Linked DNA regions of Homo sapiens: region 2 is linked to region 1. Evidence: chromatin loops called from intact Hi-C (ENCODE). Cell type or tissue: HCT116. All regions are shown on one strand.

Region 1 (8,000 bases):
ACCTTGAAGTCCTAGACAAATGGACATGACAGCTACAGAGGTGGGGGTGGGGTGGGGGGGAAACGGGGTCCTAGAAAGGTCGGTACAGTTTTCATTAAGGGCATCAGATGAGACTCCTGTCATTTCTGAGGATGACAGGAATTATAAATAATGAGTGCCGGCCGGCGCGGTGGCTCACAGCTGGAATCCCAGCACTTTGGGAGGCTGAGGTGGGGGATCACCTGAGGTCAGGAGTTGGAGACCAGCCTGGCCAACATGGTGAAACGCCATCTCTACTAAAAATACAAAAATTAGCCGGGTGTGGTGGCACATGCCTGTAATCCCAAGCACTTGGGAGGCTGAGGCAGGAAAATCATTTGAACCCGGGAAACGAAGTTGCAGTGAGCTAAGATCGTGCCACTGCACTCCAGCCTAGCTGACAGAGTGAGACTCTGTCTCACACACACACACACACACACACACACACACACACACACACACACAAAATTAGCCAGGTGTGGTGGCAGGAGCCTGTAATCCCAGCTACTTGGGAGGCTGAAGCAGGAGAATCTATAGAACCTGGGAGGCAGAGGTTGCAGTGAGCCGAGATTGCACCACTGCAGTCCAACCTGGGTGACAGAGTGAGACCCTGTCTCAAAAAAAAAAAAAAAAATTATAAAACACCACCAACTCTAAGATACATCCTGATTTCAGAGATGTTAAAATGTATGTGTGGGTGTCGGGGCAGGATGTCCATCTTAGAATCAGTGAATGTATTTTGAGTCCCAAATGGACTTCTTCATTTTTTTTGAGACAGAGTCTCTGTCGTCACCCAGGCTGGAGTGCAGTGGTGTGATCTCGGCTCACTGCAACCTTCCCCTCTGGGGCTCAAGCAATCCTCCTGCCTCAGCCTCCCCGGTAGTTGGGACCACAGGTGCGTACCACCATACCTAGCTAATTTTTGTATTTTTAGTAGAGACAAGGTGTTGTCATGTTGCCCAGGCTGGTCTCAAACTCCAGAGCTCAAGTGATCCACCCGCCTCGGCCTCCCAAAGGGCTGGGATTACAGGCATGAGCTACCGCCCTGGCCTATCATATATTTTGTTCAAGATTTTGGCTCATTTGTTGTAATGTTAGGGCATGTTAAAGAAAAAATATTTTTGAGACAGTCTTGCTCTGCTGCCCAGGCTGGAGTGCAGTGGTACCATAAGGGCTTACTGCAACCTCGACCTCCTGGACTCAAGTGATCCTCTCACCTCAGCCTCCTGAGTACCTGGGACTACAGGTGCATGCCACCACACCTGACTAATATTTTGCATTTTTGAGACAGAGTCTTGCTCTGTTGCCCAGGCTGGAGTGCAGTGGCATGATCTTGGCTCACTGCAACCTCCACCTCCCGAGCTCAAGTGATTCTCCTGCCTCAGCCTCCCGAGTAGCTGGGATTACAGGTGCCCACCACCACGCCCGGCTAATTTTTTTGTATTTTTAGTAAAGATGGGGTTTCACCGTGTTGGCCAGGCTGGTCTTAAACTCCTGACCTCGGGTGATCTGCCTGCCTTGGCCTCCCAAAGTGCTGGGATTACAGGCGTGAGCCACCATGCCTGGTCATATTTTGTATTTTGTAGAAAGGTTTTTGCCATGTTGCCCAGGCTGGTCTCAAACTCCTGGCCTCGAGCAGTCTGCCAGCCTTGGCCTCCCATAGTGCTGGGATTGAGCCACTGCACCCAGTCTCAATCCTGGCCCTCTACTCATGATGCAGGCACACCGCACAATTTCCATAAAGTCACCACTGTCTGCCAAAACCCATAATGGAGGTTAACACCCAGTTTCAAAATCTTTATTTTACGTTTATGCTAAAGGACTCTACCAACCATGCAGGCAGGTCAAATTGGTCTCAGGTCATATTTGTCTCAGGTGTGTTGTATGTGCTTACCTGGGGCTAGTGGCACTCCCCCACTGCTTTCATCCTGGTCTGTGCGAGGGCTGAAGTGGCCATTACCAGAGCTTGTTCTCTTGCTTCTCAACAATCTTTTAATATTTATATTTATCTTTATTTGCTTTTGGAGTTGTTCATAATTATGAGCAGTAATCAAACGCACATGCTTTCTTACCTCTGGAGAAGTAAAAATGTTTAAAGGTGTCTATGCTTATGTGTAAGTCTCATGGTGTCTGCCGCCATCACCCTGAGAAGATGTACTGCTCGGTAAAAACAGTACGATAGTGGCATGTGCAAAAAAGATTTGGCTTGGCCAGGTGCGGTGGCTCACGCCTGTAATTCCAGCACTTTGGGAGGCCGAGGCAGGCAGATCACAAGGTCAAGAGATCGAGACCATCCTGACCAACATGGTGAAACCCCGTCTCTACTAAAAATACAAAAAGTTAGCTGGGCGTGGTGGTGTGTGCCTGTAGTCCCAGCTATTCGGGAGGCTGAGGCAGGAGACTCGCTTGAAACCACCGGAAGGCGGAGGTTGCAGTGAGCCGAGATCGCATCACTGCACTCCAGCCTGGGCAACAAGAGCGAAACTCCGTCTCAAAAAAAAAAAAGGTTTGGCTTTAAAAAAGTGAAAGTGGAGGCCACTTTTTTCTAGTCCATTCCTTTTGTGTTCAGGGTCCTCTTGCAATATCGTTTAGTTTTGTTTTTTGAGACAGTCTTGCTTTGTCGCCCATGCTGGAGTGCAGTGGCGCAATCTTGGCTCACTGCAACGTTCACCTCCTGGGTTCAAATGATTCTCCTGCCTCAGTCTCCCGAGTAGCTGAGATTACAGGCGCCCACCATCACGCCCAGCTAATTTTTGTATTTTTACTAGGGACAGGGTTTCACCATGTTGTCCAGGCTGGGCTCGAACTTCTGACCTCAGGTGATCCGCCCGCCTCGGCTTCCCAAAGTGCTAGGATTACAGGCTGGAGCCACCGCGCCCGGCCCCTCTTGCAACATCTTTCTGATGCCGCTTTCCTCTGAGAATGAGCCCTGAAATCAGAAAATGGTCCTGGAGATCCCAGGTTGTCTTTTGTACCCAGATATTTGGCGCTCCCCAAGATGGCCACTTGGTGGCGCCAAAAGCTTTACTCTTCACCCTGCTTCCGTCTACATTTTCAAATGGCCCTCAAAGTTGGCTTGCTTGTTTTGATAACCCACTAGCCCAAAGCCAGCGGGAGGGATGTCAAGACCAAAAGGGAAGTTAAGCCTCATCTTTGAGGGCCATTTGAACATATTCAGCTTGATTTTATTCAGGTGAAGGTAGGTTGGCGATCGGAAAACAATTTGGTCATCTGTACACTGTCTCAAGACAGACAGATGCATGCCTGTGTGCAAAAGTTGCCATCAGCAGAGGGCCCCCTACAGAAGTTTTATTTCCAGGGTCTGTCACCATGGCCCACTAATAAGGAAAGATCCCTGCATTTCAGGACAGACTGTAAAGAAAGTTTGAAAAGCTACAAAAGCAAATAAAAACTACACTCAGGGCCGGGCGCTGTGGCTCACACCTATAATTCCAGCACTTTGGGAAGCCGAGGCAGACGGATCACTTGAGGTCGGGAATTTGAGACCAGCCTGACCAATATGGTGAAGCCCCATCTCTACTAAAAATATAAAAATTAGCCGGGCGTGGTGGCATGCGCCTGTAATCCCAGCTACTCGGGAGGCCGAGGCAGGAGAATCGCTTGAACCCGGGAGGCAGAGGTTGCAGTGAGCCGAGATCGCGCCACTGAACTCCAGCCTGGGCGACAGAGCGAGACTCTGTCTTAAAAAAAAGACAAAGAGGTCAGACATGGTTGCTCACGCCTTTAATTCCAGTACTTAAAGTCAAGGCGGGAGAAGTGCTTGAGGCCAGGAGTTTGAGACCAGCCTAGGCAACATATTAAGACCCCGTCTCTACAAAAAGTTTTTAAAAGGTCACGTGGCCGGGGGCAGTGGCTCATGCCTGTAATCCCAGCACTTTGGGAGGCTGAGGCGGGCGGATCACCAGGTCAGGAGATCAAGACCATCCTGGCTAACACGGTGAAACCCCGTCTCTACTAAAAATACAAAAAAATTATCCGGGCGTGGTGGTGGGCGCCTGTAGTCCCAGCTACTCGGGAGGCTGAGGCAGGAGAATGGCGCCGGGAGGTGGAGCTTGCAGTGAGCCGACATTGCACCACTGCACTCCAGCCTGGGTGACAGAGTGAGACTCCGTCTCAAAAAAAAAAAAAAAAAAAATTAGCCAGAAAGCCAGGCAGCGTGGCTCATGCCTGTAATCCCAGCACTTTGGGAGGCTGAGGTGGATGGATCACCTGAAGTCAGGAGTTCAAGACCAGCCTGGCCTACATGGTGAAACCCCATCTTTACTGAAAAATTCAAAAAATTAGCCGGGCATGGTGGTGCGTGCCTGTGATCCCATCTACTCAGGAGGCTGAGGCACTGGAAACTTGGAGGCGGAGGTTTCAGTGAGCTGAGATTGTGCCACTGCACTCCAGCCTGGGTGACACAGCAAGACTCTGTCTCAAAAAAAAAAAAAAAAAAAAAAAAAACAGATTCCTAAGTAGTCCTAGCTACTTGGGAGGCTGAAGGGGGAAGATTGCTTGAGCCCAGGAGTTAAAGGTTGCAGTGAGCTGTGATCATGCCACTGCACTCCAGACTGAGTGACAGAGTGAGACCCTGTCTCTAAAGTGTGTGCTTGTGTGTGTGTAGCCATAATAACTGTTTTAATATCCATCTCTGCTAATTCTAACACATATGCCAGTGTTGAGTTGGTCTCAGTTGGTTGAGTTATCTCCTCATTATGGGTCATGTCTTCCTGCCTCTTTGTATGCCTGGCAATCTTTGATCAGGTGCCAGCCATTGTGACTTTTCCTGCATTGGATGGTACATATTTTTGTATTTTTTTTTTCTTTTGAGATGGAGTCTTGCTGTGTCGCCCAGGCCGGAGTGCAGTGGCACAATCTCTGCTCACTGCAATCTCCGCCTCCTGGGTTCAAGCGATTCTCCTGCCTCAGCCTCCTGAGTAGCTGGGATTACAGGTGTGTGCCACCATGCCTGGCTAATTTTTGTATTTTTAGTAGAGACGGGGTTTCACCATGTTGGCCAGGCTGGTTCCGAACTCCTGCACTCAGGTGATCCTCCCGCGTTGGCCTCCCAAAGTGTTGGGATTACCGGTGTGGGACACCACACCCGGCCATATTTTTGTATTCTTATACATTTTATTGAGCCTGTTTCCCCCAGGACACAGCTACTTAAAAACAGTTTGATTGCTTCAGGCCTTGCTTTTATGATTTTATGATTTGTTAGGTGGGTCCATAGGTGTGTTCAGTCTAGGGCTGATTATTCTCCATTTCTGAGGCAACACTTTTCTGAGTACACTCTGCTCTGTGCTACTTGAATGATGAGTTTTTCCAAACTGGTTGATAAGAACAGGCACCATTTCCAGCCCCATGGCAGGCAGGGCACTGCTTCTTCAAGCCCTGCAGGTGGTTCTTTCCCCAATCTTGGGACGTCTCCCCACATGCATGTACTCATCAAATGCGTGCTCATCACTCGGAGGGGATCCTCCACAGACCTCTGGAGTGGGAGTGGGCTTTCTGTCATCTCCCTTCTTTCTGGTTATTTTTTTTTTTTTTTTTTTTTGAGACAGAGCCATGCTCTGTTGCCCAGGCCGGAGTGCAGTGGTGTGATCTCAGCTCACTGCAACCTCCGCCTCCTGGGTTCAAGTGATTCTCCTGCCTCAGCCTCCCAAGTAGCTGCGACTACAAGCATGTGCCACTGTGCCTGGCTAACTTTTGTATTTTTAGTAGAGATGGGGTTTCGCCTTGTTGGCCAGGCTGGTCTCAAACTGCTAACCTCGGGTAATCCACCCACTGAAAGTTCTGGGATTACAGGCATGAGCCACCACGCCTGGATAACTCCCTTCTTTCTGATACTCTATCCTGTGACCTTCAGTTGCCTGAATCTCCCTGAATGCTCACTTCTGTCTCCTCAACTCAGAGAGTCTGCCAGACTCCACCTCAATTCCCCCTCCCTGCACTGCAGTCTGGAAACTCCAGCAAGGCAGCAAGCCAGGGTGATACAGGCTTCCCAGTTTTCCTTTCTCCACCGCTTGGGGATTATTGTCCTTCATAACTTGATATCCAGTATGTAGGAAACCACCGTTTCATAGCTGTTGTTGGGTTTGTTTGTTTTTTTGAGATAGAGTCTCACTCTGTCTCCCAGGCTGGAGTGCAATGGTGCTATCTCGGCTCACTGCAACCTCCGACTTCTGGGTTCAAGCAATTCTCCTGCCTCAGCCTCCTAAGTAGCTGGGATTACAGGCATGTGCCACCACACCCAGCTAGTTTTTGTATTTTTAGTAGAGACGGGGTTTCACCATGTTGGTCAGGCTGGTCTTGAACTCCTGACCTCATGATCCACCCACATCGGACTCCCAAAGTGCTGGGATTACAGGCGTGAGCCACTGCGCCCAGCCTCAGTTTTGTTTTTTCTTGTCACAGACAGGAGGGTAAATCCAGCCCCTGTTAACTTCATCTTGGCTGGAAATGGCAGTGGTTCATTCTTCTTTTTCATGGATTCATAGCATCTACTGTATTGGTGACCAGAAATATCTCAGTCCCTTATTGATGATCTATTTTATCAAGATGCTGCAGACCCCATCATTGTATGTATAGCTTGGCATCCTTTGGTGAGGATTCATAGAGAAAATTCCTGTCTATGGAGTTTCTGGGTCCATGGGTTTGCATGTTTACATTTTATTTATTTATTTCTTTTTGAGATGGTGTCTCGCTCTGTTGCACAGGCTGGAGTGCAGTGGCGTGATCTCGGCTCACTGCATCCTCTGCCTTTTGGGTTCAAGTGATTCTCCTGAGTAGCTGGGATTACAGGTGTGCAGTACCACACCTGGCTAATATTTTATATTTTTAGTAGAGACCAGGTTTCACCATGTTGGCCAAGCTGGTCTTGAACTCCTGACCTCAAATGATCCACCTGCCTTGGTCTCCCAAAATGCTGGGATGACAGGCGTGAGCCACTGTGCCCAGCCTATACATTTTAAATATATGGTTTACATGCATTCCAGTATACACTTTTATCAGCAGCAATGGGTCAACAATGGAGCAAACTTTATATTTTATTTTATTTTATTTATTTATTTTTTGAGATGGAGTCTTGCTCTGTCACCCAGGCTGAAGTGCAGTGGTGCGATCTCAGCTCACTGTAACCTCTGCCTCCTGGGTTCAGGCGATTCTCATGACTTGTCCTCCCAAGTAGCTGGGACGACAGGCACGTGCCACCACACCCAGCTAATTTTATTTATTTATTTATTTATTTATTTATTTATTTGTTTTTAGTAGAGACGGGGTTTCATCATGTTGGCCAGGATGGTCTCAATCTCTTGACCTTGTGATCTGCCCACCTCGGCCTCCCAAAGTGCTGGGATTACAGGCATGAGCCACCGTGCCAGACCCAGACTTTATATTTTAAACTTAATAAATTACTTATGTCCTTTATTTAAAGGCTAAGCAAAAGTCCAGAGAGATCACTTGTATTTTGCAGTTTTCCCCATCTTTTATGAAGAAAAATTACACTTTTTTTTTTTTTTTTGAGAAGGAGTCTCACTCTGTCACCCAGGCTGGAGTGCAATGGTGCAATCTCGGCTCACTGCAACCTCCACCTCCCGGGTTCAAGCGATTCTCCTGCCTCAGTCTCCTGAGTAGCTGGGATTACAGGCATGCACTATCACACCCAGCTAATTTTTGTATTTTCAGTAGAGATGGGGTTTTGCCATGTTGGCCAGGCAGGTCTCAAAGTCCTGACCTCAAATGATCCACCCGCCTTGGCCTCCCAAAGTGCTGGGACTATAAGCATAAGCCACCGCACCTGGCCACAAAAATTACATATTTTTGTACATGCCATTTTCAAATATGCAGAGTCTCAAAAATATGGAGACCTAGCCTCCCAGAACGTCAGTGTGTTTCTTTTCCTTTTCTTTTTTTTGAGATGGAGTTTCACTCTTGTCACCCAGGCTGGAGCACAATGGCACAATCTCACGGCAACCTCC
Region 2 (8,000 bases), 280 kb after region 1:
CTGGAGAATCTTAGGAAGAGATGTCCCCTGGCTGCAAGGGGGAGCCTACCTGGGGAGGTTGCAGCATTGTGTAAACTCCTTACCCAAGAACAGCACGTGGACTCAACACTCCCAAAAGTGCTCAGAGTGAAACCCACACCGGGCCGCAGTCTGGGTTATCCTTCCAAACCAGTTTCTTTTCTTTTCTTGAGACAAAGTCTCTCTGCATCACCCAGGCTGGAGTGCAGTGGCACGATCTTGGCTCACTGCAACTTCTGCCTCCCAGGTTCAAGCAATTCTCCTGCCTCAACCTCCGGAGTAGCTGGGATTACAGGCACACACCACCATGCCCAACTAATTTTTGTATTTTTAGTAGAGATGGGGTTTCACCATGTTGGCCAGGCTGATGTCGAACTCCTGACCTTAAGTGATCCACCCATCTCGGCCTCCCAGAGTGCTGGGATTACAGGCGTGAGCCACCGCACCTGGTCTGTTTTTTGTTTTATGAGATGGGGTCTCACTTTGTCACCCAGGCTGGAGTGCAGTGGTGTGCAATGGTATAATCTCAGCTCACTGCAACCTCCACCTCCCAGGCTTGAGTGATCCTCCCACCTCAGCCTCCCGAGTAGTTGGGACCACAGGTACAACACTGAGCCCAGCTAATTTTTTTGGTAGAGATGGGGTTTTGCCATGTTGCCCAGGCTGGTCTCAAACTCCTGAGCTCAAGCGATCCTCCCGCATTGGCCTCCCAAAGTGCTAGGATTACAGGCATGAGCTACTGCACTTGGCCATATTATTATTATTTTGAGACGGGGTCTTGCTTTGTTGCCCAGGCTGGAGGGCCAGTGGCATGATCAAGGCTCACTGTAGCCTCAACCTCCTGGTCTCAAACAATCCCCCTGTCTTCACCTCCCAAGAAGCTGGGTCCTTAGGTTTTGAAGTCATAGCATCTGCCACATCAGCGGTGTTGGGGTCCAGGAGAAGCCCAGTTAGACTGGGCGGTGGGTGGTGCCTGGTGCAGAGTCAGCACTGCTCGGTGATGGACCAGGCAGATGAGTGAATAACTGATGAAAGAATGAGGGCAACAGTCCCTAGTGGGCAGAGCCAGGGCTTTGGCTGGAGCGACAGGGCCAGGGGACCTGATGGTCTTGTGAGCAGGACAGTGACATGAAGATGACTGTAGGTAACTGTGCCTGGCGCTCACTGCTGAGCTCAGGACACAGGCTCTTGTGTCATCCTCCCATCAATCATTCTTTTTTATTTATTTTATTTTTTTGAGATGGAGTCTTGCTCTTGTCTGCCAGGCTGGAGTGCAGCGGTGTGATCTCAGCTTGCTGCAACCCCCACCTCCTGGGGTTCAAGCAATTCTCCTGCCTCAGCCTCCTGGGTAGCTGGGATTGCAGGTGCGCGCTGCTACGGCCGGCTAATTTTTGTATTTTTAGTAGAGACAGGGTTTCGCCATGTTGGCCAGGCTGGTCTCGATCTCCTGACCTCAAGCAACCCACCCGCCTTGGCCTCCCAAAGTGCTAGGATTACAGGTGTGAGCCACTGCGCCCGGCCCCTCCTATCAGTCATTTTGTAGATGAGGAGACTGAGGGTCAGACAGTTTGCTCTGCCCCAGGTCATCCACAGAGGAACGAGTAGCGCCAGGACTGAACGCAGTTCTCTGGCCTGAGCCCAAGCATGTACCCACCACACTCTACTGCCTCCATGGGCGCAGAGTTAGGGTATCCTGGTAGAAGAGTCGGGCGGAACCCACCTGCCCAGAGATCCCTGACCCCGCCCCTCTTTAGGGCACAGCCCAGCGCCTGCAGAGCCTGGGAACGGAGAAGGAGACAGCCCAGAAGGAGTGCGAGGCGTTTCTGTCCACGCGGCCCGTGGGCCCCGCTGCCCTGCAGCTGCCCGTAGCCCTCAACAGCGTGAAGAACAAGTTCAGTGACGTGCAGGTTCTGTGCAGCCTCTACGGGGAGAAGTGAGTGCTCTGGGGACAGGGCAGCCACGCAGGGCAGCAGCGTGTGGCCCAGGGAGTGTCTGAGCCTTGCCTCCTCTGCGGCAGAGCCAAGGCTGCCCTGGATCTGGAGCGGCAGATCCAGGATGCGGACAGGGTCATCCGAGGCTTCGAGGCCACCCTGGTGCAGGAGGCCCCCATCCCTGCTGAACCGGGGGCTCTGCAGGAGAGGGTCAGCGAGCTGCAGGTAAGGGACCAGCCGGGGCCTCCTGGTGTCAGGGGAACCCAGCATTCAGGGGCGGGTGGGTGGACACGGCGTCTCCCCAGCCACGAGGGTGCACGGCTGCGTCCCCTCCTCCTGCAGCGCCAGCGGAGGGAGCTGCTGGAACAGCAGACCTGCGTGCTGCGGCTACACCGCGCGCTGAAGGCCTCGGAGCACGCATGCGCTGCCCTGCAGAACAACTTCCAGGAGTTCTGCCAAGACCTGCCTCGCCAGCAGCGCCAGGTGCGAGCCCTCACCGACCGCTACCACGCCGTAGGGGACCAGCTGGACCTGCGGTGAGCGACTGGGTCCTCGGGGCACAGGGTGTGGGCTGGTGCAGAGCCAGGCATTGCTGTCTACAAGCTGTGTGATCCTGGGCTAGTGACTTCACGTCTCTGAAGCTGTTTCCTCATCTCTAAAATGGGATAACAACAGCACTTACCTCCCAGGGTGGTGCCTGGTAGAGACTGTCCCATCTCTGAATTCCCAGGGTCAGGGAGTGGGGATCTGCACAGCAGGCCACTCGGGCCTCCTGACCTGCCCCCAGGAGGAGGCTCCCATCAGCCTCCCTGTGCACCTGCCCCTGTCCCCACGGGGCAGGTCTTATCTCTGTTCTGGGCCTCGTCCTCCTGCAGGGAGAAGGTGGTGCAGGATGCCGCCCTCACCTACCAGCAGTTCAAGAACTGCAAGGATAACCTGAGCTCCTGGCTGGAGCACCTGCCCCGCAGCCAGGTGCGGCCCAGCGACGGCCCCAGCCAGATCGCCTACAAGCTGCAGGCGCAGAAGGTGAGGCTGGGGCAGGGACAGCTGCCTGTGCCCATGTGGCCCCCTAGTGGCCAAAGCTCAGAAGCGCTCTAAGGGGCTTCAAAGCCCAGGCCACGGAGGCCCTGGGCCCCTTCCCTGGCCTCCAGCTGAAATGCTCCTCTTTGCCCACAGACGGGGCCAGCCCATCTCTGTCTGGCCCGACTGGGGCAGTGGGATTTACAAGCTCAGGCCACAGAGCCCTGAGGGTTCCGGCCACTTTCTCATGCTCATCAAGCCCCTGCCATGTACCAGGCAATGTGTTCACTGGGGTACAACCCTGCACCCTGGCAGCTCCCAGCCTGGTGGGGGAGGTCTGTGATGCCGACAAGCATTGGTGGGAGAAGCTGGAGTGCTGTGGGTGCCCCCAGGCTGGACACACTTGCGGGTCAGGATCGGTAGTGTGGGAGGAAGCAAGTGTAGCCGGGGGAGGGATGAAATGTCCCATGCAGAAGGCATGGCAGTCAGGGGAAAGGAGGGGGACTCAGGGGCGAGGGCGACCAGATGGGCAGACCACACAGGCCCTTCCGGCACAGGACCCAGGCTGCACTCTCTCCTGCAGCCCCCAGAAGCTGCTGGGGAGGGGATGCTTCCAGGCCAGTGTTTAGAAGCTGGCTCTGGCTGCCATGTAGAGAATGACTAAGAGGGTGGGAATGAAGACACGGAGGCCCACGAGGAGCCAGGGTGGAAATCCAGCGGAGAGAGAGTGGTGGCCTGGCCGGGGAAGGGACCATGGCACAGGGCGAGGTGGGCAGATCTGAGATGGAGATGGCAGAATTAGGTGGACTTGGTGACTGCTTGAAGGGGACAGTGAGTGAGATGGACGGGGCCCGGTGATGCCCAGGGTTCTGTTGGGGACAACTGGGAAGAGGGGGCACCTCCACTTGAGGCGGGAACACAGGAAACAGAGCATATTTGGGGAGAGGAATGGGGCCGGCTGGGTCATGCTGAAATGAGGTGGCCAGGACAGCCGAGGGCAGCGGGGAGGTGGACGTAGGCATATGGGAGGGAACTGGGGCTGGGGGTTCCCCTAGGAGCTCGTGAGAGCAAAGATGGGTCTGGGACTGCCGGAAAATGAGAATATCTGGGGAGAGAGTAGGGAGGTGACATTGGGAAGGGGGCCTGGGACAGAGATTCTCAGCCCTGGCTGCAAACTAGAATCTCCCAGAGAGCTTTTAAAACATCCCCAGGCCAGGACCCCTCCCCAGACCAAATAAGTTGGATTATTGTGGTCAGAGCATCAGTATATTAAGTTCCCAGGTGAATAAAAGTGGGCATCCCGTATTGAGAACTTTCCAATTGGAGCCATGGTTCTGGATGAGCTGTAGCAGCATCACCTGGGGACTTATCAGAAATATGAATTCTCAGGCCGGGCGCGGTGGCTCACGCCTGTAATCCCAGCACTTTGGGAGGCCAAGGCGGGCGGATCACAAGGTCAGGAGATCGAGACCATCCTGGCTAACACGGTGAAACCCCATCTCTACTAAAAATACAAAAAATTAGCCGGGCACGGTGCTGGGCACCTGTAGTCCCGGCTACTCGAGAGGCTGAGGCAGGAGAATGGTGTGAATCCAGGAGGCGGAGCTTGCAGTGAGTCCGGATAGCGCCACTGCACTCCAGCCTGGGCGACAGAGCAAGACTCCGTCTCAAAAAAAAAAAAAAAAAAAAGAAAAGAAAGAAATATGAATTCTCAGGGCCACCCGGACCTGCTGGATCTGATGTGCAGGTGGGCCCTGCATGCCTGCCTGCCTCCCACAGGCCCCAGGTGATGCTCGCAGATACTACTGTGCTAGAACGGAACTCTGAGGGGCACAAGGCCAAAGAAAGGTGGCTCATGCCTGTAATCCCAGCACTTTGGGAGGCCGAGGCTGGCGGATCACCTGAGGTCAGGAGTTCGAGACCAGCCTTGCCAACATGGCGAAACCCCATCTCTACTAAAAATATAAAAATTAGCCTGGCATGGTGGCAGGCACCTGTCATTCCAGCTACTCAGGAAGCTGAGGCATGAAAATCGCTTGAACCCAGGAGGCTGCTGTGAGCCGAGATCACGCACTCCAACCTGGGTGACAGAGTGAGACTTGGTCTCAAAAAAAAAAAAAAGGAAAGAAAGGGATTCTGCCAAGGTGCCTCGGAGAGGAAGGAGGAAAAGCAGAGAGAATGATGTCAGGGAAAGGAGGGAGTTTGGCCCAGGTCTCCCTCCCTGCCCTTTCTTGTCCCTGGGAGGCAGCTCTGCCTGACTGTGGCCCTGGAGGCACTGGCTAGAGGAGAGTCAGGGTGATTGGCATTTCCTGGCCTCCTGACTCTGGGTTCTTCCCTGGCAGAGGCTGACGCAGGAGATCCAGAGCCGAGAGCGGGACAGGGCCACAGCATCCCACCTCTCCCAGGCCCTGCAGGCAGCGCTCCAGGTAAGCAGCTTGCCTTCAGCTTGCCCCTCTCCATGCATCACCCTTGTCCCTCTTCCAGCCCTATCCCCCACACCCAGCCTCCCCCACTGGTTGCCAGCCTGCTGTCCTTTCCTCCCTGCTCAGGACTATGAGCTCCAGGCAGACACCTACCGCTGCTCTTTGGAGCCCACCCTGGCAGTGTCAGCCCCCAAGAGACCCCGAGTGGCTCCCCTGCAAGAGAGCATCCAAGCCCAGGTGAGATGGGACCTTGCGGGGCTCAGTGGACCTTGACACCAGCTCTGTAGGGTCCAAGGCAGGAGCTGACTCTGCCCTTCCCCTCTCCCTCTGCCTTCTCCAGGAGAAGAACCTTGCAAAGGCCTATACTGAGGTTGCAGCAGCACAGCAGCAGCTGCTCCAGCAGCTGGAGTTTGCTAGAAAAATGCTGGAGAAGGTACACAGACAACACCTACAGCTTTCCCACAATAGCCAGGAATAACCAGGAATGCCCACTCCATTCCCAAAATGCCAGGCTGTCACCCTGGTAGTCTCCTTCCCTCCTCTCCCTCCTGCCTGCAGCCCCTGGGCAGCTCTGGCTGCTGGAGAGGGGAGCGGATTCCAGCCACCCAGTTTTCTCTCCAGCAGCTCTTACAGGCTGGTGTCCATCCCAGGGTTAGGCCCTGGAGATGGCATTCATGGCCACTGGGCATCCTCCAATGGGACAAGACCTCTAACCCCAGAGAGCAGAGAAAATCCCCTAGAGCTTCACCCTCAGCCACCTGGCTCTCCACCTTCGGCCTACACACCCTCAAGCCAGAACTTCTCCAGGACTCCTGGTGACTTGCCAGCTTTTCTGTTACCCTCGGCCACAGTCAGGGTCCCTGGATGGAAGGGGAAAAGGGAGAGGTTCTGGAGGGACAGGGAGAACCTGTCCTGTTTGCACTTTTTTTTTGTTTTTTGTTTTTTTTGAGACGGAGTCTCGCTCTATCACCAAGGCTGGAGTGCAGTGGCACAATCTCAGCTCACTGCAACCTCCGCCTCCCTGGTTCAAGCGATTCTCCTGCCTCGGCCTCCTGAGTAACTGGGATTACAGGCATGCGTCACCACGCCCAGCTAATTTTTTGGATTTTTAGTAGAGATGGGGTTTCACTATGTTGATCAGGCTGGTCTCGAACTCCTGACCTCAGGTGATCCGCCCACCTTGGCCTCCCAAAGTGTTGGGATTAAAGGCATCAGCCATTGCACCTGGCCCTTACTTGCACTTTCTAATGCAAACCAGGCCTGCGCACTGCCTTGGGTCCTAAAATCATTGCATTGACTGGGTCTTCTCAAAATCCTATATCCAAGCATCTTAGGTCTTCAGCTCCACCTCTGAGGACCCACTGGGGAGTCTCAGGAAACAGGGAGGGGTCTTTCATCTCAGGAAAAACATGGAGCTCCTATCTCTACCGCCCACCCCGTGCTCTACCCTTCTTCCTCTCTGCAGAAGGAGCTCAGTGAGGACATCCGAAGGACCCATGATGCAAAGCAGGGCTCCGAGAGCCCTGCCCAAGCAGGGAGAGAGTCAGAGGCCCTGAAGGCCCAGCTGGAAGAGGAGAGGAAGCGGGTGGCCCGGGTGCAGCATGAGCTGGAGGCGCAGAGGAGCCAACTGCTGCAGCTGAGGACCCAGCGGCCCTTGGAGAGGCTGGAGGAGAAGGAAGTGGTAGAGTTCTACCGGGACCCCCAGCTGGAGGGCAGCCTGTCCAGGGTGAAGGCCCAGGTGGAGGAGGAGGGCAAGCGGCGGGCTGGCCTGCAGGCAGACCTGGAAGTGGCAGCCCAGAAGGTCGTGCAGCTGGAAAGCAAGAGGAAGACCATGCAGCCTCATCTGCTGACCAAGGAGGTCACCCAGGTGGAGAGGGACCCCGGCCTGGACAGCCAGGCGGCCCAGCTCAGGATCCAGATCCAGCAGCTCCGCGGGGAGGATGCCGTCATCTCGGCCCGGCTGGAAGGGCTGAAGAAGGAGCTACTGGCCCTTGAGAAGAGGGAGGTGGACGTGAAGGAGAAGGTCGTGGTGAAAGAGGTAGTCAAGGTGGAGAAGAATCTGGAAATGGTCAAGGCAGCCCAGGCTCTGAGGCTGCAGATGGAGGAGGATGCTGCGCGGAGGAAGCAGGCGGAGGAGGCTGTGGCCAAGCTACAGGCTCGCATCGAAGACCTGGAGCGGGCTATCAGCTCGGTGGAGCCCAAGGTCATCGTGAAGGAGGTGAAGAAGGTGGAGCAGGACCCAGGGCTCCTCCAGGAGTCCTCCAGGCTGAGGAGCCTCCTCGAGGAGGAGAGGACCAAGAACGCGACGCTGGCCAGGGAGCTGAGCGACCTGCACAGCAAGTACAGCGTGGTGGAGAAGCAGAGGCCCAAAGTGCAGCTCCAGGAGCGCGTCCACGAGATCTTCCAGGTGGATCCGGAGACAGAGCAGGAGATCACTCGGCTCAAGGCCAAGCTGCAGGAGATGGCGGGCAAGAGGAGCGGTGTGGAGAAGGAGGTGGAGAAGCTGCTGCCCGACCTGGAGGTCCTGCGGGCCCAGAAGCCCACGGTGGAGTACAAGGAGGTGACCCAGGAGGTGGTGAGGCATGAGAGGAGCCCCGAGGTGCTGCGT

The links. Hi-C counts contacts between places; a loop is a spot of excess contacts. Peaks named below come from ENCODE experiments on the same cell type or tissue, not always from the same donor. Only the 100,000 strongest peaks of a DNase experiment are listed, where the experiment ranks them.
Region 2: it touches region 1 in a loop (17-fold over the local background); 53 of 110 quality-filtered maps call a loop at or near these places.

Annotation. Positions count from the first base shown.
Region 1 is chr17:76,294,356-76,302,355 of GRCh38, reverse strand. The region is part of intron 3 of QRICH2 (glutamine rich 2); the gene reads left to right. Among named protein-coding and RNA genes, the nearest start is that of QRICH2, 9.9 kb to the left of the region's middle. In HCT116, a CTCF peak has its summit at 3,086; no DNase peak of the experiment used is centred here.
Region 2 is chr17:76,009,401-76,017,400 of GRCh38, reverse strand. EVPL (envoplakin) reads left to right here. Exons shown (of 22, transcript NM_001988.4): 15 at 1,773-1,951; 16 at 2,036-2,174; 17 at 2,292-2,485; 18 at 2,825-2,975; 19 at 5,312-5,395; 20 at 5,519-5,629; 21 at 5,733-5,825; 22 at 6,858-8,000. Among named protein-coding and RNA genes, the nearest start is that of CDK3, 13 kb to the right of the region's middle. In HCT116, CTCF peaks have their summits at 2,818 and 3,018 (motif pointing left); a DNase peak (open chromatin) is centred at 3,050; H3K27ac peaks cover 662 bases.